2 separate regions of the Homo sapiens genome follow, and region 2 is linked to region 1. The links are chromatin contacts, found by Hi-C or POLR2A ChIA-PET in ENCODE. All regions are on one chromosome and are shown on one strand. Each heading gives the region's core, a stretch centred on a gene start or an enhancer-like site at or near the end of the contact. The rest is flanking DNA. Distances are from core to core; before and after follow the strand shown. Region 1 holds the start of ZNF689 (zinc finger protein 689). Region 2 overlaps LOC124903679 (a long non-coding RNA gene).

Region 1 (3,328 bases), core at 434-2,933:
TCCATTCAAAGCATGGCCTATGACTTATTTATGTACGCTCTCCCAATTGCCTAGCACTATGCTTTGTACGTTGAACAAATGTCACGTGAAAATAATGTAGGGAGATTATGCAGAATATTGAACTTGAGAAGAAAACAAGAGCTCAGGTGGATTCCTGGTTTAGCAAGCAAATTAGGATACTGTGAAGGAAGGATGCCTATCAGTGGTATGAATAAAGGCTCTGTCTGCCCCAGGTTTAAATCTTTATTCCCCACTCCTTACTAGCAGTATGGCCCTGGAAACTCATGGAATCCCTCTGAGATCGTTTCTTCATTAGTAGAACCAGGATGATAACCATTGGTTCACAAAATGCTAGTAAAGAATTAATAACGGGCTGGGTGTGGTGGCTCACTCCTGTAATCCCAGCACTTTGGGAGACCGAGGTGGGCGGATTGCTTGAGCTCAGGAGTTCGAGACCAGCCTGGGAAACATGGCGAAACACCGTCTCTACCAAAAATACAAAAAATTAGCAGAGCACTGTGGGTGCATGCCTTCACTCCAGCCTGGGCAACGGAATGAGACCCAGTCTCAAAAAAAAAAAGCGAATAACTAATGGCTCCGGTGCTGTGGCTTATGCCAGTAATCCCAGCCCTTTGGGAGGACGAGGCAGGAGGATCACTTAGCCTAAGGGTTCGAGACCAGCCTGGGCAACACAGGGAAACCCTGACTCAACAAATAACATAAAAAATTAGCCAGGCGTGGTAGTGCACACCAGTAGTCCCAGTTACTCTGAAGGCTGAGGCAGGACGATTGCTTGAGCCCAGGAGTTAGAGGCTGCAGTGAGCTGAGATTGCACTACTGCATTCCATCCCGCCCGGGTAACAGAGTGAGACCCTGTCTCAAAAAAATAAAAATAAGGCCGGGCATAGTGGCTCACGCCTGTAATCCTAGCACTTCGTGGGGCCGAGGTGGGTGAATCACTTGAGGTCAGAAGTTCGAGACCAGCCTGGCTAACATGGTGAAACCCCATCTCTGCTAATAAATATGAATATTAGTCAGGAGTGGTGGCACGCGCCTGTAATCTCACTTACTCGGGAGGCTGAGGCAGGAGAATCGCTTGAACGTGGGAGGTGGAAGCTGCAGTGAGCCGAGATTTCGCCACTGCACTCCAGCCTGGGCGACAGAGCACGACTCTGTCTCAAAAATAAATAAATAAAATAAAAATAAAAAATAATAAAGATGAAATATGTAATATGCTGGGCATGGCGCCTGCCCCCAGGAAATGCTAACCATAATTCCCTCCCCTAAAGGGCAAACAAAGAAGATAACCATTCTCCAAAGTCAAGGATGCTCTGAGAACACCAGTAAAAGGAACTCAGGATAATCTCAGCTCTAACTCGGCCAGAGTGGCTCCATCGCTCAAATCGTTCCCTCCTTCAGTGATTGGCTGAGCCTGCCAGAGTCGAACAGCGGAAAGCAGCCCCGGGGCCTCTTGCTGCCCCCAGGTCGGTGCAAGTCGCTTCACAACTCCTTGTAGTCGCCTGATCCTAGCAGTCCAGCTTCCTGCCCTTATGCAGCTCTTGGCTTCGTTCAAACGGACCGCCTTTGCTAGCACCCAATCAGAACGCTCGATCTTCGGCTCTCGTCCAATGAACGCGCGTATTGGGGAGGGGAAAAAAGACGGCGTGAAGCCCAATCGCAGCGCCATTACACTTGAGGGCAAAGAGGTTAGGAAGCCGGCATGGCGCTCCGGTCAATAAAATCGATAGCTGGAAGCTGCCTGTGTTCCAGGCAAAGGCGGTGCGGTAGCAGCGCCGCCATTTTCCCCGAAGGCATCTTCCGGTGCCTTTCACCCAAGTTCGGGCAGGAGTTTCCTGAATAACAGCAAAAGGTTTCCGTTAGCCCCGCGGGCGACCAATTCCGATTCCCTCCGGGCCTCCCCGGCCACGCTCAGCCCTGGTCCGGCAGGGGCTCCTCGATCCCAGGGGCCGCCAGCGCCCGAGGGCCGAGGCCTGGACACGGAAGGCCGTGGCGCCGGCTTCTCGGGTCCCATGGCGCCACCTTCGGCTCCGCTCCCTGCGCAGGGACCAGGAAAGGCCAGACCCAGTCGGAAAAGGGGCAGGAGGCCGAGGGCTCTGAAGTTCGTGGACGTGGCCGTGTACTTCTCCCCGGAGGAGTGGGGCTGCCTGCGGCCCGCGCAGAGGGCCCTGTACCGGGACGTGATGCGGGAGACCTACGGTCACCTGGGCGCGCTCGGTGAGGCCGGCCCCATCCGCTGCCGCGGGGCGCGAAGGGATGCAGGAGCCGGAGAGGGTGTAGGCAGGGAGGCCACGGTCCTGGCAGGCGACCAGGTTGTCAGGGGAGGTGGGCAGGGGCTTAGCAGGAGGTGCCGTCGGGGAGATACTACTCGGCGTGATCTAGGAGCTGGCCTTCTGATTTGTTCTCTTTCCCCAGGGTGCGCAGGTCCCAAACCAGCCCTCATCTCCTGGTTGGAACGAAACACCGATGACTGGGAACCGGCTGCTCTAGATCCGCAGGAGTACCCGAGAGGGCTAACAGTCCAGAGAAGTGAGTGCTAAATAACCACGCAGAGCCTGCAGCCCTCCTATAACGTTCTACCTCTAACGGCTCTGTCCAGAGTTTTGGTTGGGCTAGGGGTGGGTGCCGCGTATTTAGTATATTCATCTTCCCAGCCTCTTGTGTCTGGTGGTGTGGGGCCGGTCCACCACACAGAGATTCCTATGTCAGTCTGCAAGCTGCAGTTTTCCACTGTGTGAATGAATCAGTGGGCTTATTCTTCGTCTTTTTTTTTTTTTTTTTTTTTTGTAGAAACATTGTCTTGCTCAGTTCGGTCTTGAACTTCTGGCCTCAAGCGATCCTCCTGCCTTGGCCTCCCAAAATGCAGGGGTTACTGGCGTGAGCCATTGCAGCCAGCCAGAATCAGTGAGCTTTTAACAGGTGCTACCCTCTGCCTCCTTTCCAGGATCTCTGCCTCTAGCCACCTTTGAGTTGGACCAAAGAGATCCTAAACTTCTCAGAGTTTTCTGGGTTTTGGTTGAAGGGAGCTCATGGGGAACAGCTGCCTGGGATGCAGGGGCCTCTTTCTGCTCTTACGGCAGGATGACCCTTATCAGCGAAGGACATACTGCAATCTCCTCAGAATCCAACAAGGCTCTGCTTAACCCCATTCAGGTAGAAGGGTCCCAGATCCACCCATAGTAGAAGATGGAGCTGTCTGGGCTGGAATTTCAGAGCCAGATTCTTCAAGACCAGGGATAGCTGTCCAAGATTCAGATCTGACCATGATATTTCCTTGCTTAAAACTTTTCAGTTAATTTTTGCCAAGGTT
Region 2 (3,241 bases), core at 634-3,133, 200 kb before region 1:
ACAGGGTTTCACCGTGTTAGCCAGGATGGTCTCAATCTCCTGACCTTGTGATTCGCCCGCCTCGGCCTCCCAAAGTGCTGGGATTACAGGCGTGAGCCACCGTGCCCGGCTAATTTTTTTTTTTAATGGAGTTTCACTCTTGTTGCCCAGGCTGGAGTGCAATGGCACGATCTCAGCTCACCACAACCAATGACTCCTGGGTTCAAGCCATTCTCCTGCCTCAGCTTCCCGAGTAGCTGGGATTACAGGTGTGCACCACCACACCCAGCTAATTTTTGTATTTTAGTAAAGACGGGTTTTCTCCATGTTGGTCAGGCTCGTCTTGAACTCCCAACCTCAGGTGATCTGCCTGCCTCAGCCTCCCAAAGTGCTGGGATTACAGGCATGAGCCACCATGCCTGGCCTACTATATTATTACTTTTTAAAAACTGTGATAAAACCGGTCAAGCATGGTGTCTCATGCCGGTAATCCCAGCACTTTGGGAGGCTGAGGCAGGCAGATCACTTGAGCTCAGGAGTTTGAAACCAGCCTGGGCAATGTGGCAAAACCCCATCTCTAAAACACAAGCAAACAAACAAAAATTAGCCAAGCGTGGGCCAGGCGTGGTGGCTCATGCTTGTAATCCCAGCACTTTGAGAGGCCGAGGCAGGCGGATCACCTGAGGTGAGTTTGAGACCAGCCTGGCCAACATGGCGAAAACCTATCTCTACTAAAAACACAAAAATTAGGCCAGGTGTGGTGGCTCACACCTGTAATCCCAGCACTTTGGGAGGCCAAGGCGGGCGGATCACCTGAGGTCAAGAGTTCGAGACCAGACTGACCAACATGGAGAAACCCCGTCTCTACTAAAAATACAAAAATTAGCTGGTGTGATGGCACATGCCTGTAATCCCAGCTACTCGGGAGGCTGAGGCAGAAGAATCGCTTGAACCCAGGAGGCGGAGGTTGTGGTGAGTTGAAATCGCGCCACTGCACTCCAGCCTGGGCAACAAGAGCAAAATTCCATCTCAAAACAAAAAAAGAAGTGTAACTAACAACATCAGGTGGTGGGACTCGGACATTTTTGGACCCCCCATACCTTCACCCACACCTCGGAGAGCAGATGTTTTGAATTGGAAACATCGAATTTTCAGTCCACCTAGAGTAAGCCCTTTGTCGGCTCAGCTTCTTGAACGTATGCATTTCATGCTCACCACATCCAAACTGTAAGGCTCCATCCAACCAACCAACCAAAATCCCTGTCCTGGACGGGAGCGGTGGCTCCCGCCGGTAATCCCAGCACTTTGGGAGGCCGAGGCGGGCGGATCACTTTAGACCATCTTGGCCAGCATGATGAAACCCCATATCTACTACAAATGCAAAATTTAGCTGGGTGTGGCGGTGCACACCTGTACAGCTACTTGGGAGGCTGAGTTGGGAGAATCGCTTGAACCCGGGAGGCAGAGGCTTCAGTGAGCAGATCATACTACACTGCAGCGTGGGTGATTAAGTCAGACTCTGTGAAAAGAAAGAAAAAGAAAGGAAAGAAAGAAAGGGAAGGAGGGAAGGAGGGAGGGAAGGAAGGAAGGAAAAAACCTCCCTGTCCTTTTGGCCCTGAAGGGACCTTCGCTTTCCAAAGGGCTATGGCAAGAAGGGTGGGTCGCAGCCACGTCACCGGCGGGAGGGTCGGCAAGGACGGTTGCTAGGTCGCCGCACAGCTTCCGCCGCGGAGAGAACCAAAGGACTGGGAGGAGAAGTGAACGCCCGCCCCATCCACGGTGCGGCCTGGGATTGGCTCACCGTTGTAAAGCCATGCCCCCAACCCGGGCAGCGCCGCGGCCACCCGCCCGGTTCCGAAACGGACCAGCAGGGGGCGGCCTGCACGTCCTGGCCGTGGCTCCTGCCCGTGGAGGCGACCCCAGCGGCCCAGACAACTAAGACCCGTGTTGCGTAATCTCCCCGGCCCCGCCCAGGGAGAGGTGCCTCTGCCCCCGGGGACCCTGGCGAACGCACGTTCCCCTGTTGATCATTCAGGCTGCACTGTGGACCCGGAAGTCTGGGTCCAGATCCAGCGAATTCGGAGAATCCTCAGCGGCCCCTCGTCTAAGCCGCAGCAAAAAAAGGGATTGGACTCACTGGACCACCTCCAAGGAGCCTGTCCAGTCTGACAGGCCCTATTTCTCATGGAAGACCCTGGGCTTCTCTGGCCTGAAGTTGAGAGCTGGCCCTGGCTCTGGCATTCCCTCTCTGAGTGGCCTTGGGCAAGTTATAGCCTATTTCTGAGCTTGTTTCCTCATCCTATTGTTAAGTCCTATGAGGGTTAGATGTCCTCAAAGGTCCCTTCCAGTTCTTAGCCATGAAACAGACTTGATAACATGTGGAAATCTCTGACATGTTAAATCTCTGACACGTAAATCTCTGACATGTTATGCTATTTAGCCACCTTCACCTTCTTTTCTTTTTTTTTGAGACTGAGTCTCGCTCTGTCGCCCAGGGTGGATTGCAGTGGTGCGATCTCAGCTCACTGCAACCTCCACCTCATGGGTTCAAGCGATTCTCCTGCCTCAGCCTCCTGAGTAGCTGGAATTATAGGCATGCACCACCACATCCAGCTAATTTTTGTATTTTTAGTAGAGACGGTGTTTCACCGCGTTGGTCAGGCTGGTCTTGAACTCCTGACTTCAGGTATCCACCCACCTCGGCCTCCCAAAGTGCTGGGATTACAGGCATGAGCCACTGTGCCTGGCCCTCTTTTCTTTTTTTTTTAATACAGGGTCTCACTCTGTCGCCCAGGCTGGAGTGCAGTGGCACAATCCTAGTTGGCTGCAGCCTCCAACTCCTGGGCTCAAGCAATCCTCCCGCCTCAGCCTCCCAAGTAGCTGGAACCACAGGCACACACCACAATGCCCGGCTTTTTTTTTTGGAGAGACGGGGTCTCACTATGGTGCCCAGCCCCACCTTCACTTTCTGTACACAAAAATTCTAGAAAAGGAGGGGAAAGGCTGGGTTGGCACCTAAAAATAAAATAGGGACTGTCAACAGATCCCTGAAAGAGTGCCTGCCTGCACTAAGGGGATGATGCTGGAGAGGATAATGGAATGTCCATTGTACTCTAACCCCCTCATTTTGCAGATGAGGAAACTTTGACAGCAGCTAAGTCACATTAGGAGGAAAAACCCAGGTTTTCTGATTTCATAATCAGTTCCTTTACAAAGTGTTAGGAAATAGAAGGCATAAATATGTTAAAACAGAGAAAGAAAA

What was found. Hi-C counts contacts between places; a loop is a spot of excess contacts on that map. ChIA-PET counts read pairs that join two places held with the same protein, here RNA polymerase II (POLR2A). Pooled maps may share reads with other maps.
Region 2: a loop to region 1 is called in a pooled map, with 5 times the contacts of the local background. The contact joins the enhancer-like site here to the promoter of ZNF689 in region 1. A Hi-C loop is called at or near these places in 4 of 50 pooled maps. POLR2A ChIA-PET finds 5 or more read pairs at or near these places in 4 of 52 experiments (MCF 10A, WTC11, activated CD4-positive, alpha-beta T cell and 1 more).

What each region holds. Positions count from the first base shown.
Region 1 is chr16:30,608,744-30,612,071 of GRCh38, reverse strand. ZNF689 (zinc finger protein 689) reads left to right here and starts at 1,683. Exons shown (of 3, transcript NM_138447.3): 1 at 1,683-2,235; 2 at 2,434-2,547. The coding sequence starts at 2,031. It overlaps LOC124903678 (a long non-coding RNA gene), which reads right to left and starts at 1,598. Exons shown (of 2, transcript XR_007065051.1): 1 at 1,309-1,598. RefSeq lists an enhancer at 687-1,656 and a silencer at 1,944-1,993.
Region 2 is chr16:30,813,058-30,816,298 of GRCh38, reverse strand. All of the region lies in intron 1 of LOC124903679 (a long non-coding RNA gene), which reads right to left. Among named protein-coding and RNA genes, the nearest start is that of ZNF629, 27 kb to the right of the region's middle. RefSeq lists a silencer at 1,675-2,004 and enhancers at 2,025-2,174, 2,045-2,599, 2,600-3,155. Within about 2 kb of position 1,883, at least 30 of the 41 ENCODE cell types and tissues checked have a DNase peak (open chromatin) inside an H3K27ac peak, as active enhancers do.